7 separate regions of the Homo sapiens genome follow, and regions 2, 3, 4, 5, 6 and 7 are each linked to region 1. Evidence: chromatin loops called from intact Hi-C (ENCODE). Cell type or tissue: heart right ventricle. All regions are shown on one strand. Region 1 overlaps RASAL2 (RAS protein activator like 2). Region 2 overlaps CLEC20A (C-type lectin domain containing 20A). Region 3 has its middle 9.1 kb from the start of FAM20B. Region 4 overlaps CRYZL2P-SEC16B (CRYZL2P-SEC16B readthrough). Region 5 overlaps RALGPS2 (Ral GEF with PH domain and SH3 binding motif 2). Region 6 has its middle 23 kb from the start of FAM20B. Region 7 overlaps LOC101928866 (a long non-coding RNA gene).

The links. Peaks named below come from ENCODE experiments on the same cell type or tissue, not always from the same donor. Only the 100,000 strongest peaks of a DNase experiment are listed, where the experiment ranks them.
Region 2: it touches region 1 in a loop (2.9-fold over the local background); 79 of 110 quality-filtered maps call a loop at or near these places.
Region 3: a loop joins it to region 1, with 6 times the contacts of the local background. A loop is called at or near these places in 27 of 110 quality-filtered maps.
Region 4: it touches region 1 in a loop (4-fold over the local background); 9 of 110 quality-filtered maps call a loop at or near these places.
Region 5: it touches region 1 in a loop (5-fold over the local background); 25 of 110 quality-filtered maps call a loop at or near these places.
Region 6: a loop joins it to region 1, with 4 times the contacts of the local background. A loop is called at or near these places in 27 of 110 quality-filtered maps.
Region 7: a loop joins it to region 1, with 4 times the contacts of the local background. A loop is called at or near these places in 81 of 110 quality-filtered maps.

What each region holds. Positions count from the first base shown.
Region 1 is chr1:178,297,961-178,301,960 of GRCh38, forward strand. It overlaps RASAL2 (RAS protein activator like 2), which reads left to right. Exons shown (of 18, transcript NM_170692.4): 3 at 2,032-2,158. Among named protein-coding and RNA genes, the nearest start is that of CLEC20A, 200 kb to the right of the region's middle. In heart right ventricle, CTCF peaks have their summits at 2,135 (motif pointing right) and 2,349; a DNase peak (open chromatin) is centred at 2,121; H3K27ac peaks cover 425 bases.
Region 2 is chr1:178,492,923-178,496,922 of GRCh38, forward strand. CLEC20A (C-type lectin domain containing 20A) reads right to left here. Exons shown (of 8, transcript NM_001395331.1): 1 at 3,978-4,000; 2 at 1,532-1,888. Among named protein-coding and RNA genes, the nearest start is that of CLEC20A, 2.0 kb to the right of the region's middle. In heart right ventricle, no CTCF peak of the experiment used is centred here; DNase peaks (open chromatin) are centred at 609 and 1,779.
Region 3 is chr1:179,014,751-179,018,750 of GRCh38, forward strand. It overlaps a transcript of FAM20B not described here. Among named protein-coding and RNA genes, the nearest start is that of FAM20B, 9.1 kb to the right of the region's middle. RefSeq lists a cis regulatory region at 2,200-2,711. In heart right ventricle, no CTCF peak of the experiment used is centred here; a DNase peak (open chromatin) is centred at 2,491; H3K27ac peaks cover 1,389 bases.
Region 4 is chr1:178,030,493-178,034,492 of GRCh38, forward strand. It overlaps CRYZL2P-SEC16B (CRYZL2P-SEC16B readthrough), which reads right to left. Exons shown (of 32, transcript NM_001356506.2): 4 at 2,535-2,593; 5 at 1,938-2,003; 6 at 1,059-1,168. It also overlaps the pseudogene CRYZL2P. Among named protein-coding and RNA genes, the nearest start is that of CRYZL2P-SEC16B, 5.5 kb to the right of the region's middle. In heart right ventricle, CTCF peaks have their summits at 1,504 (motif pointing right) and 1,707; a DNase peak (open chromatin) is centred at 1,529; H3K27ac peaks cover 1,981 bases.
Region 5 is chr1:178,751,728-178,755,727 of GRCh38, forward strand. The region is part of intron 1 of RALGPS2 (Ral GEF with PH domain and SH3 binding motif 2); the gene reads left to right. Among named protein-coding and RNA genes, the nearest start is that of RALGPS2-AS1, 27 kb to the left of the region's middle. In heart right ventricle, CTCF peaks have their summits at 1,849 (motif pointing left) and 2,049; no DNase peak of the experiment used is centred here.
Region 6 is chr1:179,001,086-179,005,085 of GRCh38, forward strand. No RefSeq gene overlaps it. Among named protein-coding and RNA genes, the nearest start is that of FAM20B, 23 kb to the right of the region's middle. RefSeq lists a silencer at 1,851-1,950. In heart right ventricle, CTCF peaks have their summits at 1,794 (motif pointing left) and 2,007; a DNase peak (open chromatin) is centred at 1,786; H3K4me3 peaks cover 661 bases.
Region 7 is chr1:178,505,242-178,509,241 of GRCh38, forward strand. It overlaps LOC101928866 (a long non-coding RNA gene), which reads right to left. Exons shown (of 6, transcript XR_001738307.2): 4 at 1,809-1,921; 5 at 914-1,059. Among named protein-coding and RNA genes, the nearest start is that of TEX35, 5.9 kb to the right of the region's middle. In heart right ventricle, no CTCF peak of the experiment used is centred here; no DNase peak of the experiment used is centred here.

The DNA.
Region 1 (4,000 bases):
ACTACTTTTTTTCTGCATGGTTTAGACCTTTATTATTTAAAATAATAGGCATTTTTAGAACTATTATCAAATAGTTATGTTTATTTAGATTGAACTATTTCTTCAAAGAACCAGACTATTTTTTCCAAATTTACTGTCATTCTTCCCACTTTTAAGGCAGATACAGGATATGTTTCGCCTTTTTTAATAGGAGATAGTCATTTAAACCTATCAGTGATACTCTTTTAATTATTTAAGTAGAGATAATAAAATTTCCATCCTGAAAGGGACAGATGACTTAGATTACTGTTTGTGAAGTTTTATATTACAGAGTACTTTTGGAAGACTTCATGTCTTTATTGATGCTATTTTTTGGCCTCAGCTTATTTTTGTAATTTTACATTTCTTCTGCCCTTCAATTTCTCAATGTGCAAAGAGTAACCATAGTTATGGTAATAAGGAAATGGGAGAATTGGGGGTCCTATAAGGAGTATGAAAATTTGAAGTGCCTATGGAGGCATTAGGAATTTGCTCCTCGGATTCTCAGTAACAGAGAGAGAGTTTTCCTTGCCATCATCTCCTTGACCCAAGTCACAGGAGTTGGATTACGGAAGCAAAGCAGAAGGCATGTACACTTAAGCCTATACCTGTCCTACTTTTGCTGGATCAATTGATGCAATACATGTCCATTATAATCATTTGAAGAAATAAATCATTCATTCCCCATCTCTTAAAAGGAGATAATAATAATGTCTCCCTCATAATGTCACACATATGAACTCATTAGACTTGCACATGTAAGAACTCAGTGTTTCATTATTGAAATATATTGAAAACAGTATTGGAGCCATAATAAATTAGGAGTTATGATTAATTATGACATACTCTGCCAAACTATTTAGGATGTTACAATTCTTAATTCTGATAAAAGCTACTAGTAAAATCTCATTACTGAATACTTAGGATTACCAGAAAAAAAAAACCCCAAAACCAAAAAAAACCCACAACTTTGAACCATCCCATTACTCTACATTGATAACCTGCTTTGTAAGTCTTAAAATAGTTATTAGTATTAGAGATTTTTTTTTACTATTCATAGTTCTCATTCCACTTGATATGCAAATAACCGCTTGATATGTTTCTGAAATTATGTCAGAAAAAATGTTTATTAGGATTATAAAAACACTCTTACCTTTGGAAGAAAATATACCATTTTATGTTGGTATCTATACAAGTTTCCACTGAAAATGTGATTTATTAACTATGTCTAAGTGCTCAACTCTAAAATTGAAGAACATTTGGGTGATCTTACTACCTTTAATGAAATATTTTAAGATAATTTTGAGGCGAAGTCTTTCTGATCAACTTTTATTTCCATTTATTTTATTTAACATTGGACAAAATTGGAGCTTGTGAACCAGTTTCTGATATAGAAAAACATTTTATTTGTGTGGGTGTTTTGTTTTCTGAGCTCCAGGAGCAAGTACGCACCTGGTTATGATTTGTACATACTTCATGTTAGCTAATTTACATGCCCACCTTTCCTGATGTTTCAGTTTTCTTTTTTCTTTTTTTTTGAGATGGAGTCTTGCTGTGTCACCAGGCTGGAGTGCAGTGGTGTGATCTCGGCTCACTGCAACCTCTGCCTCCCAGGTTCAAGCGATTCTCCTGTCTCAGTCTCCCAAGTAGCTGGGACTACAGGTGGGCGCCACCACGCCCAGCTAATTTTTGTATTTTTGTAGAAACAGGGTTTCACCATGTTGGCCAGGATGATCTGGATCTCTTGACCTCGTTATCCACCCACCTCAGCCTCCCAAAGTGCTGGGATTACAGGCGTGAGTCACTGCACCTGGCCCAGTTTTCTTTTTAAAGGAAAGCTTACTGTGAAGGGGTTGGTAATACCTTACCATTGTATATACTTTATTTCTATATTTCTCCTGCCTTACTCTTTGTTACACACTCCTGTCTTCTTTGACTAAAACCATTATTCAATCAGAACGTAGTTATGGTGAGTTCACTATTAAGTTTTATCTTTTGCTTTTGATTAACTAGATACCTGTGGAAGGGGGACAGGAGCAGCAGACAGATTCCACCAAAGGGCGATGCCTGAGGAGAACTGTCAGTGTCCCTTCCGAGGGTCAGTTTCCCGAGTACCCACCAGAGGGCGCCACTAAACTGGGTAAGCTACTATGAAAAGGAAATAAATTCCTAGCTTTTATCCCATAATTTATGGACTTGTTACTGAGTAAAACAGAACATCCTGCATTTCCTGTTAAGTAAGTGCTTTGAAATCAATGGCACGTTAAGCGAGAGTTAGAGGTCATTAGAGAGTTCTGTTCTTTATAACCAACTGACAGCAAAGTTATTTTAAAGAGAAAGACTTTATGTGAGCACTAGTAAGGTTGCTGTTTAGTCCTAGGCAGATGGGATAATGTGTTGCTTCTGGGTTTATTGCTCAGCTGTAGATTTTGAGAGAGTATTTGGTGATCTTGTTGAAGCACTGAGGTTCATAAGGGAGCAGTATGTGTTGGAACTTAGTATTAAGTGGTTTAGATGTGTCTTGTTCAGGTAGCTACTGGTGTTGTCTTATATGATGTAATATTAGATCAGGCTAATTTAGCTAAGTTAATCTTGCATGTCTCATAAAAGTCATATGCTGGACTATGGTTGGAGTGGGTGACAAAAGGGAGAAATCCTACTTCCATTTTTCCAGTAAGGTTACTAAAGAAACCTTACTTCCATTGTTATATACTAAAGGAGTTAATGTCAATATCAAAGCAGCTAGCTCTTCTCCCATTCCCTACCAAATGTATTCTGTTAAATGTTTTCATTTTTAATAATGGATATTTAAATAATCAGACTGGTCAGGTAATTTTAAAAGAACATAATTAAGATTAAATAGAAAAATGAAGCAATTTGAAAAGTAGGAATTGTTTTGGTGCTTTATATTGTTGTGTTATTATTTGCTTAGTGAACCATAGACTTTTGACATTTGATAAGTAGATGAAATCATTTATTGTCTCTATGGTGATCAGTATGGATAATTCTGTAATTTTGTTTGTGTTTTCTAAAATCATGGTTTGGTTTGGGATTTTGGAGGGGGTTGCCTTTTTCTTCATTTCTAAGTGGAACCCAGAGCTTTTGGCTGGAATTTGAATCCTTTTGGGCAGAATTTGAATCTTTTATTTTTCTTTTTATTGTGTAATAGTTGTTGCTTTCCTAGAAATTAGTTGAGTTAGCAAGTACTTTTTTCCAAGGAGCCACCTTGGAGAAGTCAGATTTTTCTCTCATCTTATTTCCACTATACTTCTTTAACATGTGTTGAAACCAGTTTAGGTGTGGGCCTAAATTCTACTAAAAACCTGTCTGGGTGTAACCATTTTATAGCCTATTTATATTTCACATCCAAGTTCTATGTAAATTGAACTGGCTTAGAGTCACCTTCTTTCAGTTCCTTTGCTTTCATTATTTGCAATGATATGTTGACTGTTGTCTCTCTTTTTTTTTTTCTGAGACAGAGACTTGCTGTGTTGCCCAGGCTGGAGTGCAATGGCGTGATCTTGGCTCACTGCAGCCTCCACCTACTTGGTTCAAGCAATTCTCCTGCCTCAGCCTCCCAAGTAGCTGGGATTACAGGCATGCACCACCATGCCCGGCTAATTTTTGTATTTTTAATAGAGACAGGGTTTCACCATGTTGGCCAGGCTGGTCTCAAACTCCCGACCACTGATGATCTGCCCTCCTCAGCCTCCCAAAGTGCTAGGAATAAAGCATGAACCACTGCGCCCAGCCTGACTATTGTCTTTACCAATTTTCTAGGAACCTTTCGCTCTTCAAGTTTTGACCCATAAAAGTCAATAGATTTTGAGGAAGTACAACTATAGTCTCAAGAATTATTGCAGTGTTATAGAAGAGAGAACTATATAGGAAATTGTTAAATATCTACAGTGTTCGAGGTACTGGCCCCAAAAACAAACTAAAGGTGACAAAAGTGTCTGGTCTAGAGCCAGTCCTTATCTTT
Region 2 (4,000 bases), 190 kb after region 1:
ATGAGGCCGAAGAGGGGAGGCGAGGCCTGATGGCTAAAGGAGGACAGGATTCTAAGTGCTGCCAGGTCCTCCTGATTCTTTTGTTTACAGGGAAGTGACCTGATTTACCTTTTTAAAAGCTCACTCTGTGTAGAGAACAGATTTTAGGGGTCAAGGGCAGACCCAGAGGAGAGACAGCGCTGACTTGACCCCACATGCTAGCAGCAGAGGTGCAGAGCTGGAGAGAGGTCAGGACCCATCTTGGTGGAGTGTGGGGACAGTGTGGGGAGCGGGAGACAACGCCATACGCACACCCCTCCCTTTGCAGGCCTCCTGGTCCCAGGCACACTCACCACCCCTGGGAATCTCCTTACTCCCTTGGGAACCCAGCATTTAAATCTAGGCAGCCACCACCTGCTACTTCTCAAGGTCCCGGGGCAGGCACCACGTGGCCATGTTGGGCACATGTTGAGGTTGGTCCTCCATAACCCTATTTGAGAGGTGAGGATGGCACAGAGTTGGACTGAGCCTTGGCTGACAGAGGGAGAAGCAGGAAGTGACACTCTTACCGGGCAAGTGCTGTGCACGCCACAACCAGCCCACGTATGATCTTCCCAACAGCAACGAGACAGGAGTCGGAGGCACCGGCAGCCAGGACAGAGAGGGGCCCGGTGGAGCACAAGGAGGGGGCTGCTGTTCTCCAACAGCTGGAGCCTTGCGCATGGCGTACCGATGGTGGATTTCCCGCAAAGATGCCCGAAGAGTTGGCTCCCACTGCCCACTTAGCGGGAAGCAGGGGATCTCCCAGAGGGTGGCCGCTCCCCTCCTGCCCAGTTCTGAGACCCTAACCATCCACCTGTGCTTCATGAGAAGAAGACAGTGAATTCTGCTCTTGCTTCTGCATAGGTACACATGCATCCCCCCAACCCCAGCCTGTCTTTCCCTCTTGGCTCCCTTTCTTTTTCTCCTTCCCCCAAATCCCTAATTGGAAAGAAAGGAAATTTCCAAATTTTATTTGTATTCTATCCTGACTTACACCCATTTTTTCTATTGAGGTCTTCGAATAGGGGTGCAGAGGAGATAGAAATAGAGGCCACAGAGAGAAAGTGATGTGGCAAAAAGAGTAAAGTCATGACCAGTTATCCTCTGAAAGGGTGCTTCTCTCTCTGTCTCTCCCTGCCCCGTCATTTGCTATTGAAAACCAACCCTGGGCCAGGCCCAATGGCTCATGCCTATAATCCCAGCACTTTGGGAGACTTGAGGCAGGAGGATCATTTGAAGGCAAGAATTTGAGACCAGCCTGGGCAACATAGCGAGACCCTGTCTCTATTAAGGTTGGTTTTTTGTTTGTTTTGTTTTGTTTTTTAATTAGCCAGGTATGGTGGCATGCACCTGTAGTCCCAGCTGCTCAGGAGGCTGAGGCAGGAGAATCACCTGAGCCCAGGAGTTGGAGGTTACAGTGAGCTATGATCACACCACTGCACTCCAGCCTGGGCAACAGAGTGAGGCCCCTGGGGGAAAGACCAAGCCTGAAATATGAATGTGAACACACCACAGTAGCAGAGGAAGGGCTTCTGGGCTGTGCAGGAGGCAGCCCCTATGCTGGGTAATTTCAGCCAAGTGTACAGCGTGGCACAGAAGCCCACCCCAAATTCAGGTAGCTTCTGGCCCCACTCCAGGGCTGTGAAGGTGGAGCCGCTGGACCATCTCAGGCCAGAAGTGCTTGCGTCGAAGAAGAGGCCAATCCAAGCCGGGGTGCTGGTCATGAGGGAGTAGAGCTTCCACAGGCCACTTGGCTGCAGGTCAGCGAGGTCTGTGTAGTGCAGCCGGCAGTGCTGCTGGGCGTCGTACCAGCTCAGCGCCTCCTTCACCAGAACCAAGTCCCTCTTACTGCTCACCAGCTGCAGGGCTGGAACAGGAGAGGCTGTCATAGCATGGCTGTCCCCACCCCAGCCCCTAGTCCTCAAAGAGCTTTCAGCCACACTCGGGTGGGCCTCCCCAGCCTCTTCCCGCCCACTCTGCACTTCGCCGCTGGCCCACCAGTCATATCCAGCTCTACCTCCCAGCCTTGGCACAAGCTGTTCTCTTGTTCTTGAAGAGCCGGCCACCTCCTCCAGCTCCCTCAATCCACGATTCCTATTCTCCCATTCCCTCATCTCCCCAGTCCCTTTGCCCAGCTAACTCCTCACTCTTCTGCCCCATCCTTTCTACAGAAAAGGTGAGGTGCCTTTCCTACATGCTGCAGTGCACCTTTGTTAGTGCTTGATAACAATAGACAATGCTTGCTGAGCACCCGCCATGTGCCATCAGCTCAAGGAATTCTTCCAGCTGCCTAAGATAGCACTCTGTTTTACAAATGAAGGAACCAAGTCACAGAGAGTTAAAGAGGCACAGCCAAGGTCACTCAGTGGGAAGGAATACAGCCCAGACTCAAGTACCCTGGGCAGGCTCTCAGCTCCAGGCCCATATCCATGGCAGGGCACTGCCCCTCCATCTGGGGCTCATAACCAGAGCTGCAAGCTGGAGTCACCTAGGAAGCTTTTCAAATATACCAATTTCCAGGCCCACCCTAAAGCAAAGATCTGCTGCTGGGACTAGCATCAGGATTTTTTAAAAGCTTTTAGGGAAGAGACCTTTTTGCTTGTCTGTCTGTATCACCTGGTATAGGCAACTTAGGAGCAAAGAACGAGCCTCATTCATTATATTCCCAGGGCCCAGCATGATGCCAGCCACATCACAAGGGCTCAATGTATTGAAAAGGAAGGAAGAGAAGGGAAGGAAAGAAGGAAGGAAGGAAGGGAGGGAGGGAGGAAGGAAAGAGAGGGAGGAACTAATGAGCAAATCAAACGTCTCCCAGGAAGCCAACCCAAGCCCCAAGATCTGTGTTCCTTCCTTCCTTGACTCCACCCTCTTGGTCCCAGTAAATGTGGTTGGTCCAGGGCTGCTCTGTCTGCCCAGGCCCTGCCTATGGAGGGAGGCAGAGAAGAATGAAGGGCTTGGTGCTGGGACCTTGGGGGTCTGGGCCACAAGGAACCCTTCAAGCTAAATGCCCCAGGAGAGGAGAATGAGACTGGAGAGCTGGGCACAGGCCGTGGCATGGAAGCCAGGGGCCAGGGCTGAGGAGGCACTTGCCAAGGAGAACAAGCTCCTCACACCCACCGTAGGGGAGGATGCTTCCTGTCACTGAGAAAAGCATTCTGCTTATTTTTTTAATGACTGGCTGTGGCCCGCATAATTGATTTTAGGACGGTGTCCACCCCTGGCACCCCAGCCCCATGCAGGGCGCCCCTCCCGCCGGCCTCTCCAGCCCTACCCGGGAGCCTCTAGTCAGTTCCATGGCCTTGAACTTAGCCCTTCTCTGCCTGCCTGCCGACACCTGGGCCCAAGACCCCTCTACCCTCGGCAGTCCCCACACGCCCCGACTCTGCAGCCAGAGGGCCTAAAACCTGACCACCCACCGCCATGTGGGTCGCAGCCATGGGGCCCTGCGCCCTCCCCTCCCACCTGCATCAGCAGCCGCCACCCTCCAAGCCAGGGCTTTTCCTGGCTTTCTTGGTGGCTCCTTCTCCCCCTCAGGCTCACCCACGGCTCCCTTTCTCCGAGAACCCTTGCCGCCCCCTGGTCCACAGACCCCCACAACGCCCGTCCCTGTCCACACCCCGGTGATGTCCTTCCCTGCATTGCACATGCTTCTGAAGTGACCTGCGCGGCCGTCTCTTTGAGGAATGTCTTAGCCCCGCTAGAAAGAAAGCTGCTGGAGCCGCACTGTTTCTGACTGCTGCCTTCTGGACGCTGGCTGAGTACTGTCTGGTTAGGGGCGATGAGGGCGAAGCTCCCTTCCCAACCCTGTTCTGAGGGTTGAAAAGCATTCATTTCTTTCCACCTTGCCTCCCTCCAACCTGGAAATCTGGGAACTTCAGGGGTGCGCCCCCTTCCCTCAGCCTCTAGCCCGGGGGAGCATGGAGCCAGGCACCCTCCTCCAGGTTGGGGGGCCTCACCTGCTGCGCAGAAGGAGAGCAGC
Region 3 (4,000 bases), 720 kb after region 1:
GGCTTGTAGAACTTTCTACACCCAAGTTCTACTGATTCTTTCTCCTAAATACCCGCAAATGATCTCATCCTTGCCTGCTTCAGACCTTCAGGCTCTCTTGCCCAGACCATTGCTAGGCGGATAGCTTCTGTGATGCCCTCTCTGCTCTGACCCCACACCTCTTCAATTCCCCTCCTCCTAAAAACCCCTTGGTTCCTTACCTAGGCAGGCACACAAGAACCTGGCCAGGCCCTTGCTGCTTTTCCTGATCCCTACTCCTTCCCAGACACGTCCTCAACACTCCTATAAAACCTGGCCACTTGGGGCTAGGCACGGTGGCTCATGCCTGTAATCCCAGCACTTTGGAAGGCCAAGGCGGGTGGATCACCTGAGGTCAGGAGTTCGAGACCATCCTGGCCAACATGGTGAAACCCCATCTCTGCTAAAAATACAAAAATTACCTGGCCATGGTGGCACATGCCTATAGTCTCAGCTACTCAGGAGGCTGAGGCAGGAGAACTGCTTGAACCTGGGAGGTGGAAGTTGCAGTGAGCCAAGATTACACCACTGCACTCCAGCCTGGGTGACAGAGCAAGACACTGTCTCAAAAAAAAAAAAAAAAAGTCTGGCCACCGGCTCTTCCACTCCTCCATGTCTCTGTTCATACTGATCCCTCTGCCTGGAGTGTCCTTCCCTCCCCTCTGTCCACCTAGTAAACCCCTCATTTTCTTTAGGCCCTACTCCAATCCACCTCTCTGTGAAGCCTTTCCTGACCACAGTGCCCTCCATTCATCTGCCCCAGGAACATTCATTCATTCCACAAGTAGTTATGCCCCACCTATGTGCTGGGAATTAGGACAGTTAAGGACCCTGCTCTTGGGGAGTACATTCATCTGGGCAAGACTGATAATCCTTGCTATATCATCCTGTATAATTTCAGAATGATTAAGGTGAAGGGCTGCAGAATGATAAGACACTCATGGCGGCCTTGCTGAGGGGATGCCAAGTAAGCAGATACCTGAGGAGTTCCTCCTAACCCTCCGTGTCCTGAGCACTCTGCATTCTTTTTTTTTTTTTTTTTTTTTTTTTGAGACAGGGTCTTGCTCTGTCACCCAGGCTGGAGTGCAGTAGTGTGATCTCGGCTTATTGCAACCTCCACCTCCCAGGTTCAAGCGATTCTCCCACTTCAGCCTCCCAAGCAGCTGGGACTACAGGTGCGTGCCACCGTGCCAGGTTAATTTTTTTAGGCTGGAGTGCAGTGGCGCAATCTCAGCTCACTGCAACCTCTGCCTCCTGGGTTCAAGCGATCCTCCTGCCTCAGCCTTCCAAGTAGCTGGGATTACAGGTGTGCACCACCATGCTAGGCTAATTTTTGTACTTTTAGTGGAGACAGCTGTCACCATGTTGGCCAGGATGGTCTCAAACTCCTGAACTCAGGTGATCCACCTGCCTCGGCCTCCCAAAATGCTGGGATTACAAGTGTGAGGCACCGTGCCCGGCTGTGAGCATTCTGCATTCTTTATGGTCTCTCCTTGGGAGGGTTGTGAGACTTAACAAATAAAAACATTGCATAGGACATACTTATACCAAAAAATTGTTCTTGAAATTCAAATTTAATGGGACCACCTGTGTTTTATCAGGCAACCCTACCCCTAGGACTCACTGCCCTGTGAGTTCAGAGAAGGAGCACCCTCAGGGCCCAGCACTGTGGCTGGCTGCAGTAGGCACTCAATAAACACTAAAAGAATGAGCCATTAAGCAGATGCATGAGCAGCACTTGCTAAGTTGTACTGTATTTTGCATTTGCTTGCTGACTCCCCACCTGCATCGCAAGCCCCTGCTTGCTGCGCAGGCAGTGTTAGATGGCATCCTCTGTACCTAATGCAGCCTGAGGAGTGGTTTAGGGAGAATGTATCTGCCTCTTACCATCTATTAGTGCCTCCCCTACTACCCCAAGTAATAATCAAATATGAAAAACAATTTTAGAATGTGGCAATATATGTAATGACATGGAAACTGAGAAACATTTTCTCAATCATATGTACATGAATAAAAACACCTTTGGAAAACTTTGCTATATTTATAGGCTGCAGTGTATAATCTATGAAAAAACTGCTTCCATCTAGTGCCCTAGCTACCCCTTTCCAACCAGACAGCCTCTACGAAACCCTTCCTCTTTTGGAATCGTGGAGCTGGCAAAAAGAGCTGACCAGTAGATGTCTGTTATACAAATGATGGCAGAATTTTACTGTGATTCTGGGCCTATGTGTCAATCTTCCCACTGGACTGGGATCCTGCACAGGCCAGCAAGGTGTCCTTATTGTCCCCAGGCCCAGCATGCAGCAGCAGCTCAGGAAATGGGGATTGAAAATCTATCAAGAGCCACATCTCATAGTTGACGTTAAAGCTTCCCCGAAGGAAGGCTGGTTCAAATGCACACCCCATGTTGCCCTCTGGAGATCAGCAATCCCATCAAGGCCCAGCCCAAACCACACACTGGCAAGCAGCCCAGAAAGGGTGTGGTCCAACTGCCCCACAAGTCCTGTGAATAAGCCCGGTCTTCACTCCCAGTTCATAAAAGGGCCACTGTCCCAGGGCAGCCTCAGCTCCTGTTGGTTTCAACTCAGAAGGAGAATGTTGTTGCTTGAGCCTCTTTTGAGCTTTAAAAAGGACAAGGAAAGGCACTGTACGGAGTGTTTTACTTTTGACTTTTTTTTCATGACTACAAACTGTTGGATATTGAAAACCTTGCATTTACTTGTGAATTGCCAGTCTGTGTTTGCGTATGGAGGAAGGTAAGATTTGCAGGGCTGGAATTATTTTCATTTTCCTTGTAAGTTTCTCCAGTACTTAGCTTTTCATTGAGCATTCTATATTTATTTCTGTGTCATTATGTCATTCTTTGGTGCATTTTATAACCTGTGATGCTGAAAGCTGCCTTCCTTCACATTGTGGGCTAGAGTCAGATAGGGCAATACAGTCACACAGCATCCACCAGAAGTTAGTGCCATGGAACACAGTCCTGAATAAGCACACCAATTTGCTACAAGAATGATCACAGAAAGACTGTGTATAATAGTATCAAAGAATAATTCAAAGACATAGGGTTAATTATTAGGGCACCATTTACTTGAATACAAGGGAAACCAAAAATAGCTTTATTTCATATATCAGAGCCAAAATAAGAAATAGGAAAAGAGGAGAAAGGAGAAAAATGAAAAACTGCAGACGTGTGAAAGATAATGAACTTTGCCTTTTCTTGAGTAAGCTGCTGATTAGCAGGCAGCTAGCTAAGAAGGCCAGAGGGTGTTCTGCCCTTGACATCTGGATGAATCATCAAAGAGGATAATTCCAGTTGCTTATGGATTCTCCAGGAGCCCTTGGAGTGGAACTGTGCTGTATCTGTGACAAGTTCCCTCTGTGTCACATGTGCCTGGGTCCTGGGAGAACACCTCCATCTCTGTTATGCCTCTCTGCCCTATGACCTTTATGTAAAAAGTCTCAATGTAAGCAGCCTAAATGTCTAACTTAAAAGGAACCAGCTAAACAAACCTCAGTATAACCTCAGCATGGAATACCAAAGATCTTTTTTTTTGAAACTGAGTTTCACTCTGTCGCCCAGGCTGGAGTACAATGGTACAATCTCAGCTCACTGCAAACTCCACCTCCCAGGTTCAAGCGATTTTCATGCCTCAGCCTCCCGAGTAGCTGGGATTATGGGTGCCCACCATCACGCCTGGCTAATTTTTTTATTTTTAGTAGAAGCGGGGTTTCACTATGTTGGCCAGGTTGGTCTCAAACTCCTGACCTCAGGTGATCCTCCCGCCTCAGCCTCCCAAAGTGCTAGGATTGCAGGCGTCAGCCACCATGCCCGGCCCCAAAGATCTTTTAAAAATGTTGTGATTTAAGAAAATGTTGTAGTAAAAATATGTAATAATGTAGAAGTTGTTCATGATATACCATTAAGTTATGAGTTTGTGGGGACACACTCATTCCATAGCATTAAATCTGTATCAGTCAA
Region 4 (4,000 bases), 270 kb before region 1:
CCCAGTGCCTTGCACATGATTTTTAATCAATGAATGAATATATTGTTTGAATAAATATATGTTTGAAAACTGGAGTTATGATTTTTGTAAGTGGTGACTCTAACATACAAATAACCTTGGCCTGAAGAACATTTGTTGCTACATCACTGCAAGGCCTGTGGCTCCAGCTGCTGCCGTCACTAAAACAACTCTGTGCCAAAGAAAGATGAATGCTACTTCAGAAACCTTCAGAAGTCAACCAGTAATATGATTTCACAAATATTTTAGAAACAGAACATTTTAAAGCAAGAATGTTAGAGGTCGTTTCATTCAAACCTTCATATACATCTGTTCTCCACCCTGTAAGCTTACGGATGTGACTTCTAGATTAGTGCTAATTGGGTTCAGTTTTGAAGACCTCCCAGGAAAAATATTCCTGAATCTCTCTAGGTAGCCTCTCCCTCATATCAGTGGCAACCCTTCCTTTGAGCTACCACTCCAATTTATTCTTCAGAAATTCTATCTTAAAATCCTTCTCATATTAGATACTGCCCAATGTTACAAGGTGATGAGCATGTAATGGCCACTGCTCAACTAAACCCACCTCTCTGAAGCAATTCTGAGTCTCACCTCTCTGAAAAGATCAAGAAGTAGTACGTATGCTCCAGGTAAAGAGTCAAACTTCAGCACCTTTTCTCCTGAAATGTCCCATCTGACACACTCAACAAGGCCTCACAGAAACAAATACCATAGGCCTCTAATAAACTCAGAGTGAAATGGGTTTAAATAAACCAACTATCTACACTTTAATACTTTTATGAGATCTCCAGGGCGGTCACATTTGAGAGAGGTATTTCTCCAATTCACAATGGCCAAGTTCACAGCCTATCATCTCCTCTCAGACAGAAGGATGTCCTCACAGTCAAAAAACCCCAATCTCAAGTGGCTACCTCCCTTTGGCCTTTCCTCAGCCAAAAGGAAGGGAAGGGAAGGGAAGAGGTGGGGCATGGCCTTGTCGGACACTTCTGATATCAAGAGAAGGGTACTTTCTAGCCTTCTGTCATCTACACAGTCCTTACCCAGGCTGGGTACGGGCCCAATGCTCAAGAGCAAAAATCGCAGTGCCATAAGTTATAGGGAGGACAGCAGCTTCTTATAGGGAGACCTTTTCTGGAATCTGCCACAGGTCCTAAAAAAGAGATAACAGTGACTTACAGATTGAGTGTATGTACCTAAGTCGTAAAGGCTGCTCAGTAAATATTAGGATTTGATTCAGTGACTGATTTGTAAAGGGAATCACTTGCCCATAACCAAGCCCAGTGGAAGTCAAAACTAAGCAAGCTGTAGCAGATTTCAGAACTTGAATGCATCAGACTTCAAAACCCCAAGGCTAGCATCTGGCTCAGAAAGGAGCCAACAGGTAGAGAATGGAACACAGATCACTGTACTGTGATGGGTGAATGGTCTGGTATGTCAGTTTTACCTCAGTAAAGCTGGTGGGGACAATTGTGTACTGTCCACCACCAGGGGGCACCATTCACACCCTGCACAACCATGCTAGACTACCCTGGCTGGCTCCATTCCCAGGGCTATCTCTTTCATAAGCTTTGTGTCTGGGAGAAGCCCATTACATCCAGCTCAATGCCCAAAACCAGCTTTTCTACTAAAACTACCTAGTCCAAATGAACAGCCAGCTCAAGGACTCAGAAAACAAAATGTTGTTCTTCATTAAAACACTCAATGCAAACAAAGCTCTGTGCAAAGTGTTGTCACATTAATGAAGAGAAGGAGTTTAACATTTGAAAAAATGAAGTGCTTAGCTGAGAAACAAGACATGACCAAATAAATACAAAGAAAAAGAGGGAGAGGGGAAGACAGGAATGAGGGATAGGTGGAAATTAAAGAAAAACAAAGGAGAAAAAACATCTTCAACCATTAATCTTGAGTGGTACAGATACCTTCTGGTCAGTGACGCATTCTTCAGCCATACAATTAAAGTTTCTTGTGCCAATAACTCTATCTCCCTAAAGGAAACATACCATTAAGGATATGTGCAAATGTATGACCTTGCATTCCTTTTCCTGAATTAATCAAAAAAGAAAAAAAAATGCACATCTCTGACTCCATAAGACACAGGTTGGTCTTAATTATTCAGAGTTACTGTTTAGTAAATAAAATAATAACTCTCTCAATACCACCACCAGGCTGTGAAGCCAATTTGAGTGAGCACATTTGAGACGAAGAGAGAGAGTAAGGGAAAGGTTGATTTGAATTAGAAGCCCACTCTTAATTTCACAAGAGAATCAAATTCTCTGTCCTCTTGGTTAAAGACTGAGGTGCCGCCTTTTATTCATAATGAAAAGTTTAATGAAGCCAGGAACTTCCAATTACTTCCTTTCCCCAGAAAGAATTTTGTTTCTTACCTTTCTAGTTAGGTTTCCCTTTGGTGTCTGCAGGCAAAAGCCAGTAGAAGCAAGACCCTTTGGCTACAAATGAAGTTAGCATATTTTTCATAGCTACATATACATTGATTCCCTAGACTTCAATTAATTTACCTCTTTAACTGTCCTGACATCTGTGCCTGTCTCCAATACTGTCCCAGAAAAGTCCATTCCTAAAAACATATTGTTTAAAGATTAGGTTATCTGTAAAACACAACACCATGGAGATGAGAAAACACTGATCGACAGGCTATTCCAACAGCTTTCGGAGCTGAGGATTTAGGTGCCCCTCCTCCTCTCCATATGCAGGTAGAGAGGTAAGGTGTTATACTCAAAGCACAGGAAAGTAAACATAAGATTTCACCATCACAACCTGGGAAGCTATAGCAGTCTCAATCTTACCATGACACAAATGAAAATTTCAAGAATGTGCAAAAGCACAGAGAATCACAGGTACACAGGTACTTTTGACCCTAATCACTGGGACCTCCTATAGCACCCCAGTGACAATGTTCATCCTATTTATTTATCTGTTTTCAAGTCTCTTCTGCTGGCCTGTAGGGCCCTCAAGGACATGAACTGTGTTTATTCAGACAGTACTTGGCTCAACTGGATGAACTGGTGCTGTCTGCCCTTTCCTTTTTCACCTCTGAAATTTCTGAATTAATGATGATGTTTCCTACTTGAGCTGCCAGGGGAATAACTCAATTGTGTATGACATCTTCCCCCCAACCAGTATTTCAGCAAATATAAACAGAAGGAAATGGTTCTAACTGTCGAGATACAATCAAACACCCTGAAAACAAAACACGGTAACTATTTGCAATCACTCTATCTTTCATGATATATATCTGTATAAAATGTACATGTACTATATACATGCTAAGCTATACTTACATCCCTTTAAATAAATTTCAACAACAAAAATCAGTCACTTGTCCACATGTGCAGGATCTAGGGGTAGACTGGGAACAAAAATCAGGCAGAGGGCTGCTAAGAAATCCACACTCTTCTTCTCTCTGATCCTTTGGCATTAGGTTTTGTTTGTTTGTTTGTTTGTTTTGTTTTTGAGACGGAGTCTCACTCTGTTGCCCAGGCTGGAGTGCAGTGGCATGATCTTGGCTCACTGCAACCTCCGCCTTCTAGGTTCAAGCAATTTTCCTGCCTCAGCCTCCCGAGTAGCTGGGACTACAGGCGCACACCGCCACGTCCGGCTAATTTTTGTATTTTGGTAGAGACAGGGTTTCACCATTGTTGCCCAGGCTGGTCTTGAACTCCTAGGCTCAGGCAATCCGCCCGCCTCAGCCTCACAAAGTGCTAGGATTACAGGCGTGAGCCACCATGCCCGGCCTGGCATTAGGTTTTATTGGGAATGTGTCTGTGAGGCTGAAAGTTTTAGCTGCAAACAGATGTCTGTGATCCTTCAGTGAAGAAACAAAACTGGGGCAATATCCAGCAAGGAAAGGGAATGAATGGCTAGGACCAATGATAATTCTGGTGAAAATTCATTTGTTCATTTCTTCATTTTTAGAGTATTTATTGAGCACCTACTAAGAGCCACGTACAATGCTAAGCTGGGG
Region 5 (4,000 bases), 450 kb after region 1:
TACTCTCAGTTCTTAATAAAAATGTTCTGATGAAAAACTAGGTCATAAATTTACTAGAACATTTCTTGAAATCCTTCTGGTGAAATTAAAGTATGTGGGTAAGCTACAAGTCGCTATGCAAATATTTATGTTGTTATAGGTGTTGTTACTTTTAAAAGACCAGAGGGATCTTTACTATTAGAGCAAAAAACGTTTTTTTTCCTAGTCGGTTGCTGATAGAATAGATTCCTGGCTTTCACAAATTAACACTTATAATTGTGGGTTCTCACTATTCCATCCCATGAATGACAGGGAGGATGCATGGCATATGACAATTTGTAATTTACTGAGCCCAGATTGGTCCTAGTCTGCTACCTAGTAGGTAAATCTCAGTTTGATTTGCTAATCTCTACTATTTGTGTAGTAATTTTTTTTTTTTTTTTTTCTGAGACAGGGTGTCACTCTGTTGCCCAGGCTAGTGTGCAGTGGCACAGTCTTGGCCCACTGCAGCCTTGACCTCCCAAGCTGAAGCAATTCTCTCACCCCAGCCTTTCAAGTAGCTGGGACTATGGGACTATAGGCATGAACCACCATGCCCAGCTAATTTTTAATTTTTTTTTTTTTGTAGAGATTGGTGGCGGGGGGGAGGGTCTCACTTTGTTGCCTAGGCTGGTCTCAAACTCCTGGGCTCAAGTGGCCCTCTCACTTCCCTCTCCCAAAGTGGTGAGATACAGGTGTGAGCCATGTTGCCTGGCCATAGTAGCTTTTGTTGCCAGCACTATCTTCCTGCAGCTACTCCTACTGCTGGTGATCAAAGAGAAGCAAAAAGCAATAGCTGTAGAAGGAAGAATTTAGAGTAAATTAAAGAGTAAAATGTAACATTTCGTGATGGCTTAAATTCATGGTGCATATGAGTCAGCTTTACAGTTTATATAGTAATGTGAATAAGTATAAATTATTTCAATCTTCTTAGAATCATTAAAGGTCTGAAGGAGTTAAAAAATAGTTATACTTTAATGTTTTATATGCCATAGTAATATTCTCCAATTTGGAAATCTTTCAAGTTGCCTTGGAAAAAATACTTAATAAACTGATACCAAGGGTCTGTTGTAGGGGAAGTCATTGCTTAGGTATCCATTTGTTGAGACTTCTGAATTCAGTATGGTCTTTCTCTCTCTCTTTTTCTGTTTATGTATGTATCCTGAATGGAATTTGTAAGATACAATTTAATAGTTCATTAATATGGACTCTGCCTTTTCATTGTGTACAGTCCAGGCTTTTCTGTTATTGTGACAAACATTGCCCTTTATTTCTTCAGACTCAGTTCCTGATGCTTCCCACCTCTGTTTACATTTGCCCTCTGTACTGTACTTGAACTACTGGTAGTCCACTGAATACGAGGCACTGAATGTGCCATACTGGTTATGTGGACTTGGCAAGATCACATGACCTTGGCATTGGATTGATGTTGTCTTATGTAAAATCAGGATTGGAACAAAGCAGTGGGTTAGCAAATTTGTCCTTTTTTTTCCTGCCTTCGTATTCTTTCATTCTTACACATTTGAAAGATACAACACTTTCTCATCACTTTACAATGAATTCCTACAGCCATGATTCTCTATGGTATTTGGGGGTGGGACATGGGCCCTGAGACAAGTCAAATATTAAAATTAGAGAAGACCTGGGGGTTTGAAATGCACCCTAAGTTGAGATCTCTAAAATATCTTCCATCTCCTAAATAATATTCATCTGTATTATTAGCATGAGGCAAAAATTTATGGATATATGAGCTTAGGTCCAAAAAGCTGTTCCTCGGCTCATTTTGTCTCAAGTCCAGATTGATGCTAAACAAGTGATCACTAACGCCATCTGTTGGTGGTAACAGTTGTACTTTTTCTTTTAAAATTTATGTTGTAGCGTAATGTTCACCGTAATACTCAAACAAAAATGTTTGAGACCAAGCGTCTCTGTCTTATTATGGAATCGAGTTAGAGATACTTATGTACCAAGTGCTTTAAGCAGGAAGAAAAAACCGTAAAACACTTCAGTTATAACAGTACCTGCATTAGAGTTGTACTGTCTATTGGATGTGTAGCTTTGTTGGTTTCTATGAAAATTTGCAGGTTGAAGGTTTTTTTTTTTTGAGATGGAGTCTCACTCTGTCGCCCAGGCTGGAGTGTGATGGCGCAATCTTGACTCAGTGCAAGCTCCACCTCCTGGGTTCACGCCATTCTCCTGCCTCAGCCTCCCGAGTAGTTGGGACTACAGGCGCCCGCCACCACGCCCGGCTAATTTTTAATAGAGACGGGGTTTCACTGTGTTAGCCAGTATGGTCTTGATATCCTGACCTCGTGATCCGCCCGCCTCGGCCTCCCAAAGTGCTGGGATTACAGGTGTGAGCCACCGTGCCCCAGCCTGCAGGTTGAAGGTTTTTAAGTTGAGGAGCTTCTGTATAATTTGGGAGAATTTACAGTGTATTAGGGTTCTCCAGAGAAACAGAATGAATAGGATGTGTATATATATTTTATTATATATATAATCCTTATATAATTACATACACTATATAATTTCTTATATAGTATATATTACAAGGAATTGGCTCACATGATCCTAGAAGCTGAGAAGTCCCAAGATATGCCATTGGTAAGCTGGATACCCAAAACAGTTAATATGTAATTCCTGACTGAGTGTGAAGGCCTGAAAAGCAGGAGAGCCGGTGGTATAAGTTCTAGTCCAAAAGCCAGCAGGTTCTAGACCTGAGAAGAGTTTTGTTGTTTCAGTCTTGAGTCCAAAGGGAGGAAAACACCAATGTTCAGTTAAAGCACTCAGGCAGGCAGAGTTCCCTCTTACAGCCTTTTTGTTCTATTCATACCCTCAACAGATGAGGTCTGCCACATTGGGTGGGCAATCTGCCTTACTCAGTCTACTAATCCAGGTTTTTATCTCATCCAGAAATACCCTCAAAGACACACCCAGAATAGTGTTTGACCAAATGTCTGGGCATCCTGTGGTTCAGTCAAGTTGACATATAAAATTATTTAAAATAGAGAACTCCTATATACCTTCTACTAAATTTACCAGTTTTTGTTTGTTTGTTTGTTTGATTGTTTTGAGACGAAGTCTCACTCTGTTGCCCAGGCTGGAGTGCAGTGGTGCAATCTCAGTTCACTGCAACTTCTGCCTCCCATATTCAAGTGATTATCCTGCCTCAGCCTCCCGAGTAGCTGGAACTACAGGCATATGCCACCATGCCTGGCTGATTTTTGTGTTTTTAGTAGAGACAGGGTTTCACCATGTTGGCCAGGCTGGTCTTGAACTCCTGACCTCAGGTGATGTGCCTGTCTTGGCCTCCTAAAGTGCTGAGATTACAGGCATGAGCCAAAGTGCCCGGCCAGTTCACCAGTTTTTAACATTTTGTCACATTTCCTTTTTTCTTTTTATTTTTTTCCAATGCATGTGTGATTTTTTTTCTTTTATAATTTCAGTTTTTATTTTAGATTCATGGGGTACATGTGTAGTAGATTTGTTACCTGGGTATATTGTGTTATGCTGAGGTTTGGGGTATGATTGATCCCATCACCTTGGTAGTGAGCATGTTACCTAGTAGTTAGTTTTTCAACCCTTCCCCCTTTCCCTCACTACTCCTGCTGGTGGTGCCCAGTATCATTGCCATCTTTGTGTCCACAAATACCCATTGATTAGCTCCCACTTATAAGTGAGAACATGGCAGTATTTGGTTTTCTGTTCCTGTGTTAATTTGCTTAGGATAATGGCCTCTAGCTGCATCCATGTTGCTGCGAAGGACATGATTTCATTCTTTTTTTATGGCTGCGTAATATTCCATGGTGTACGTGGACCACATTTTCTTTATCCAGTCCACCATTGTTGGGTACCTAGGTTGATTTTATATGTCTTTGCTATTGTGAATAGTGCTGTGATGAACATATGAGTGCGTGTGTCTTTTGGTAAGAACAATTTATTTTCTTTTGAAAGTTTACCCAGTAATGGGTTGCTGTGTCAA
Region 6 (4,000 bases), 700 kb after region 1:
AACCTATAGCAATATTACAGAAATTTTTGATCAACTATGCTGGAAAAAACACTAAATTATCTTTCTATTATTTCTATAGAAAATGGCACTACAAAATTGTTGGCATTTGAAGCGGTCATCAAAGAGTAGGCAGACAGAAGCACATGGAAAAATATTATAGAAGTGTATCAGTTAATAAAAACGTGAATTTTCTGGATTTTGTGATGTTTGTGGTATTTGTCAGCCTTTAAAAATTTATAACTTGATGTCATCTATTTTCTCATTCTAAATATTTACTTTTATATTCAACTTTGTATTTTTTTATTTTGTGTTATTTTTCTTGAAGAGATCTCCAAATTATATAAGCTTCAGACTTCACAAAACTTGATCTGTGCCTGGACTGTGGTGTGGGGCCCAGGGATTTATACCAACAGCCATTCTTGGCCCTCAGCAGCCTCTAGGGTCCCTAGCCCATTCTCCAAAGTCCGCATCCCAGCCCTCATCTCAGGCCCTGAGAGCCATCAACAACATAAGGCTGAGGAACTCTTTGCTTCTCTGGGGAGCAGGAGGGTGGGTGAGCCAGTGAGACATGCATTTGCTGGATTAGACCTCTGGGGACTTTTCCCCCAGCAAAGTCCTGCCTGGCAGGGTGGTTGGCCATTGTGTCAGTACCCACCACCCTCCTGTGAAGGGTGAGCCCCTGGCCCTTGTGGCCTGGGCTGAGGTCTCAACCACCAGCAGCAGTACTTGAGGCTGAGTCTGCTGTAGACTTTAAAAACAGGACTGGTGGCCAGACACAGTGGCTTATGCCTATAATCTCAGCATTTTGGGAGGCCAAGGCAGGAGAATTGCTTGAGCCCAGGAGTTCAAGACCAGCCTGGGCAACATAGGGAAACCTCGCCTCTAGAAAAACTTTTTAAAAGCCAGGCATGGGGCCAGGCGCGGTGGCTCACTCCTGTGATCCCAGCACTTTGGGAGGCCGAGGTGGGAGGATCACTTGAGGTCAGGAGTTTGTGACCAGTCTGGCCACCATGGTGAAGCCCCATATCTACTAAAAATACAAAAATTAGCAGGACGTGGTGGCACATGCCTGTAATCCCAGATACCCGAGAGGCTGAGGCAAGAGAATCGCTTGAACCTGGGAGGCGGAGTTTGCAGTGAGCCAAGAAGGTGCCACTGCACTTCAGCCTGGGCGACAGAGCAAGACCCTATCTCAAAAAATAATTTTTAAAAACCCAGGCATGGTGGCGCATGCCTACAGTCCCAGCTACTCGGGAGGCTGAGGCCTGCTTGAGCCTGGGAAGCCGAGGCTGCAGTGAGCTGTGATCATCCCACTGCACTCCAGCCTGGGTGACAGAGCAATACCCCATCTCCAAAACAAAAACAAAAACAAAAACAAAAAACAGGACCAGCAGGAATAGTCTGCTGTGGATTGGGACCCCTGAATGTTCCAGAGGGATTTAAGTGTGCGGAATTCAGACGTCTTCCCTGTTGTGGCTGGCCTTCCCGCCTCCCCAGCCGTCTGCCCGAATGAGTGCTTACTAATGAGCCAGAGAGCTCTGAGCCGGCCTGTGTAGGGCATCCATGCAGGGCTCCAGGGGCCCCTCTCAGTGAAACAACATGACTGTGAAAACAATCTGCTGCTCTTCTTCTTCACCCTGACCTTGGGTCATTCTGGCGTAAAAGATTACTTTGCTCCCAGCCTCGGGGAAGTTTTTGTACAATTAGCTACAACTCGGCAGAAAGACCCTGCAGAGAGAGCCCTGGGGTCACCAACTCAAGCATGAAAGGACACTGACCCCGTGTGGTCATGTTTGGAGGTGCAGCACGGGGAGAGAGGAAAGGCCCCGGCACGGTCCTTTGGCCAAACGACCCCTGCAGGCCCTCCCTGACCGACCTTGCTCTGTCCCTGCTCACTTCACAAGACCCTGGGGAGAGGACCTGGCCCTATCAGGGCCTGCTGACTCGTTCTCCCCTGGCGAAATGTCCCCACCAGGTGCTCTCAACTCTGGGGTATGACTTCACAGGCCATTTGAGTTCAGATGGGTAAGGCGTGTAGGAAATGAGCTCAAAGGGTAGGATGGATTTTGATGGGGTAAGAAGAGAGTGTTTCTCACTCACCCAAAGCACTGAGCACAGTGTCCCAAACATAATGTGGAGTAAACACGCGCATGCACACGTGCACTTCAGGTGCAGGAGACAGCCTAAGCAGGGGCAGGCAGGCAGGCAGGTATGGAATGTGCATGGAGGGCTGGAGAGTGGAGCTGCTTTTCTGCGGAGATTTCAGGTTAGGTGGAGCACTGAGCTGAATTTTCTAGAAGCTGGATTCCTAAGCCCCAGTTCTGGGCTCTTTCTCTGACCACACAGCTGTGTAGAAGGAAAGGGGCCTGAGTTCTGCCATCTGGGCTAGGAGTCGGTATAGAGCCAGCCAGTTGTAGCATTTCTGATTCCATCTGAATTCCTAACACATCAAAATCAGATTCCATTCTGGACATTCGTTTTTTTGTTGACGCTGTGATTGAGGTCTCATAAAAAGAAGGTGCCATGCCTAGGACAAATGAGGAAGGAGAGGCTCAGAAAAGTTAAATAGCTGTGTCTTAAGTCACAGCCACTCAGTGTGTGAAAAGCCAAGCTGGGGTTTGAACATGATAAAAATACACCATGGCCGCTGGGCTCCAAAGTGCAACCTGCAGCTTCTAAAGGAACTAAAACCTAACTTGTTTCCTTCTCCCCCAGCTCAATCCACTCTCCCCGCTGTAGCAGAGCCATCGCCTCAAGGCAAATTGCATCCCACTGCTCAAAACTGAGCAACTCTTCTCTGGTCTCAGGATAAAAATGGTATGTGTGTCTTGGCTTCACAGACCTCCCTAACCTCACCCCTTGCTCTCGCCACATCACTCGCCATTCTTCCCTCCTGTGACATGGAACTTCAGCCTTGGTTCCATGCCTTGGCCTCCCAAAATGCTGAGATTATAGGCAGTTCCCTAAACAGCCAGCCTCTCAGATGTGGAGGACCTTGATTTGTAAACAAATCACCAGGGGATTTTGATAAAATACAGATTCCAATTCACCAAGCCTGGTTTGGGGGTCCAGGTTCTGAAGCTCTAAGAAGCTCCCAGGTAGTATGAATCTTCCAGGTCCACAGACCACAGGTGAGTAAAGAGGTGCTAAACACACCATGTTCCCCTCACCTTTGACCGCCACCAAACTTCCTTTGATCTGAAACTTTTCTCCTTCCTCCCCAAGGCCCCCTCCTGTATCTTTCACCCGGGTGGTAAGGCTACTTCCTCTCCAGGCCTCAGCTTAGGTGCTGCTGCCTCCCGGAAGTACTCTTAACCCCTTTGAGAATGATTAGGTCATGTCTTATCTGTTAGAGATGCAAATAATCCCAGCACTTTGGGAGGCCAAGGCAGGCAAATCAGCTGAGGTCAGGAGTTTGAATCCAGCCTGGGCAACATGGCAAAACCCCATCTCTACTAAAAATACAAAAATTAGCCAGGCATGGTGATGCACACCTGTAATCCCAACTACTTGGGAGGCTAAGGCACAAGAATCGCTTAAACTTGAGAGGCAGAGGTTGCAGTGAGCAGAGATCGCATCACTGTACTCCAGCCTGAGTGACAGGGCGACACTCTGTCTCAAAAAAAAAAAAAAAAGAAAGAAAGAAAGAAAGAAATGGGTGAAACGGGCCAGGCACAGTGGTTCACACCTGTAATCCCAGCACCTTGGGAGGCCAAGGATCACTTGAGACCAGGAGTTTGAGACCAGCTTGGGCAACATAGTGAGACCCTGTCTCTACAAAAAATACAAAAATTAGCTGGGTGTAGTGGTGCGTGCCTGTAGTCCCGGCTACTCTGGAGGCTGAGGTGAGAGGATCACCAGAGCTGGGGAGATCAAGGCTACAGTGAGCTGTGATTGCTCCACTGTACTACAGACTGGGTGACACAGTGAGACCCTCTCAGAAAAAAAAAAGGAAAAAGAAATGGATGAAATGATAATGATAGGTGGGATTTGTCTTAAA
Region 7 (4,000 bases), 210 kb after region 1:
ACCTTGTTGTTCAACAGTCTTAGAGGATGTGTAGATTTCCGTCCAGTCCAAACTGCTGTGTGCAGTGACAAGGCCAGGCAAAGGTGCTCTTGGGCCAGTGGAGCAGACAGAGGGCTGATTTGGTATGCAGCATGCCTGCTGGGACAGGTGAGCATGGTCTCTGCTAGAAGAAAGAGCCATTTGATATGACAGGGGCACACTGCCCCCCCAGGGCCCAGCATGGACAGGAGCTCCCCATGATGAGCGGAGGGGGTGTGCCGTCTTCAGAGGCTCAGGCAGGCAATGGGACTGGCAAAGCCTGGCATTCAGTGGCCCTGCCTGGCTCCTGCAGTGGATTCAGAGAAGCTAGGATTCAGAGGAGCTAGGATTCAGAGGAGCTAGGATTCAGAGGAGCTAGGATTTAGGGGAGCTAGGATTCAGGGGAGCTAGGATTCAGAGGAGCTAGGATTCAGAGGAGCTAGGATTTAGGGGAGCTAGGATTCAGGGGAGCTAGGATTCAGAGGAGCTAGGATTCAGAGGAGCTAGGATTTAGGGGAGCTAGGATTCAGGGGAGCTAGGATTCAGAGGAGCTAGGATTCAGGGGAGCTAGGATTCAGAGGAGCTAGGATTTTGGGGAGCTAGGATTCAGAGGAGCTAGGATTCAGAGGAGCTAGGATTCAGGGGAGTTAGGATTCAGGGGAGCTAGGATTCCGGGGAGCTAGGATTCAGAGGAGCTAGGATTCAGGGGAGCTAGGATTCAGGGGAGCTAGGATTCAGAGGAGTTAGGATTTTGGGGAGCTGGGGTATTGGGAAGCTCACCAGGCCAGGAATGAGGTCCAGATGAACATGGCAGAGACCCAGCCCCAGTAGCTGGGTTGTGCTCCTCCTCTGGGCTCCCTCAGTTCCCTGAGCCTACCGCAAGCATCACACTTACCATCTTGTGCTAAAATGGTCAAATGATGCCTCTGTGAGCCTCATGGATGGTGAGTTCCCAGGAGCCAGCACCATGTCTTAATTACCTGTGTGCCTTTGGTGCCTTGCAGAGTGCTTGACGCATGGTAGATGCTCAGGAAGCCTGTGCTGAATGAACATGGGAATGGGTGTGGTGTCACCTGCATGTTGAACTAGAGCTGCTTGCTAAGAGCCAGCCTGGCCCGGAGCCTGGGCCTGCCAGCGAGCTGTGGGGCTGAGAGCCAGGCAGGCCCCGGGATCCGTGTTTCTCTGGCTGGGTTTCTCTGGATGATCATCATGGTCTTTCGAGGGATGAGGGCACAAGAAGGGGATCAATGGGGTTTAATCAATAATTAGATACAAATAAATTCACATGTGTGTTTAGGGGATTTGGCAAATGAGTGCAGCTTGCTCTAGCGTTTGATTCAATCCAAGTTGTCTTTCCCTAGAGGGCAATTTTCACACATGTTGCCACCCAGAAGAGTAATGTCACTTATGCCTCTTCCTCAGCTTTAAGTCAGAGTCCAGGGCCCCAGAGGGTTCATCTTGAAGTGTTGGTTTGTCACATGGCTCAAGAACACCTCAGAGTCCCATGTAGGGAGGAGCCGGAAGCGTCAGGAAGCAGGCTTCTGTTGGCTGCTCACTGCACAAGCAGGGCTGCTGGTGAAAGTGCATGCTGGGTGAGCAGATAAGATAAGGATACCTCAACCCTCTGTGAGGAAAAGGCTGTCCCAGGTGTCTGGGTGCAGTAAAAGGTCTGATGTTTGGCTGCAGAAAACCAGCCAAGTGAGAGCATTTGTGGAAAAAAATCATGAGAGGCTTAAACAGAAACACATCGGGCTTCCTTTTGCTCATGGCCACGAGTCGAAATTACCTACCCTGAGAATTCACGACATGGCACGAAGTAGACATCCTTGATGTTTGCATAGGAAGTGTCCTCATGGGTCACCAACCAGGAGTTACCTCTGCACACCTGGGCATCCCCAAAGATCTACAATGACCAGGAACATGCGGCCAGCTCTGTCAGTTAGGTTCTCAGTTGCAAAGAGAATCCACATTCAGCTGGTTTAATTGTTGGAAGGACTAGAGAATAAGGCTGGACTCTAAGCTTCCAGCAACAATGTTCGGAGCCACCTCGGAGATGGGCTGATTCAGGGAGCTGGCTCCCTCGCTCCACTCACAGAGGCAAACAGGATGCCTCGCAGGGGTTTCTTCAGGGCGTGACTCAGAGCTAAACACAACCCAATCTTATGTCCAGCATATCAACGTGGATCTGGATGTATATTGTTTAACTTTGTTAAACCTAAACTAGAGAAGAAAAATATTTTGGCATTAAATGCGAGAGGAAAATAGAATCCATTGAATTCAAGTTCTAGAAAACCACACAGCCTGTTTATGAGCATTCTACCAATGCTCTTTGCCAACAAGAGAAAAAATCCACAGCCCTGCACAGGGCTCAGTGATGTAACAAGAAGAAAGGAGCAAACCACCTTGGAAACTGCCTAATTCTTAGTCTTTAAATGCACCCAGATGCTCCCTACTCACCACTCAGTCACCCAGGAGAACCTCCCAGGCTGGCTATGTCTATGCTAGCATCAGTTCCCTCACTTCTCTCATCTCCCCTGGGTCTCTCCACCAGAGCTCTCAGGATCTGCCTTTGGCTTCTCTGTTTGGAGACCCACTTAACCAGTTTTCTTGAGCACATTGACCTCAGCTCTCTACGTGACTCTTGGCTTTACAAGTTCCCTCACTTTTATCACCACCCCACAGCCCCAGGTAAGAGATGCTCTAGGCCAGGCGCAGTGGCTCATGCCTATAATCCCAGCACTTTGGGAGGCCAAGGTGGGCGGATCATCTGAGGTCAGGAGTTCGAGACCAGCTTGGCCAACAGGGTAAAACCCCGTCTCTACTAAAAATACAAAAAAAAAAATTAACCAGGCATAGTGATGGGGTCCTGTAATCCTAGCTACTTGGGAGGCTCAGGCAGGAGAATAGCTTGAACGTGGCAGGTGGAAGTTGCAGTGAGTTGAGATCATGCCACTGCACTCCAGCCTGGGTGAAAAGAGTGAAACTCTGTCTTAAATTAAAAAAAGGAAAAAAAAAGAGAGAGAGAGAGAAATGCTCTGTCTCCAGCCTAGGCCCAAACCCCTACCAAGAGAAGAGGATTCAAACTTTCTGGGCCAATGTTCACATGGACTCAGCTCTGAGGTCCTAATGACCTCGGGGGCAGAACGTTCAAGGGAAGGAGGTAAACCAGATGTAAAAGAGTCAATGGCCAGGCTGACCCCACTGGATGCCAACCAGCAGTCAGTATCTCCGGGTTCTGAAAAACTTGGCTCAATCTGAGTCATTGCCATGTTCGGTGGGTGGGGCCTAGCATTTGGCATCTCCAGGCAGGAATCAAGTTCAGGTGGCTTCATGGGGCTGGACACAAAGGTTCAGCTGAAGAAGGTTATGGATTCTCAGCCAAGAAGACAGCAGCAGGGCCCACCCCTCAGGAAGGGGCTGGCAAAGCTGAGGCAACTTGGTTGGGCCCTAGTGCTACTCAGAGGGCTTAGAACAGCAAGAGAAGTGTAGACCAGACCCACATTCTGTGCTGCAGAAGGGCAGAAGCCTGTGGTGGGGAGGGAGGTTTGCAGGGCCTTCCACAGAATGAGACTGGGTTAGACTGGGACTGGGACAGACTGGAACTATTGCACGGGAAAGCCCTGGACAAACCAGATCATTATTCCAGTCTCTGTCTCAATGCTCCAGCCCACTGGCCATTCAGGTGACACAGAGGTGAGTCCCTAACCCTAATCCTAACTCTTCCAGTTCACATTTGCTAGGAGATTTCATTCTGTTTGAGTGTCCAGTGTAGGTTTCCTCTTCTTTTTTGTTTTTTGTTTTTTAATTAGACAGGGTCTCATTCTGTTGCCCAGACTGGAGTGCAGTGGTGTGATCCTAGCTCACTGCAGCCTTGGCCTCCTGGGCTCAAGCAATCCTTCCACCTCAGCCTCTAAAGTAGCTGGGACCACAGGCGTGCACCACCAAACCCAGCTACTGACTTCATGGATTTTGGACCTTGTAA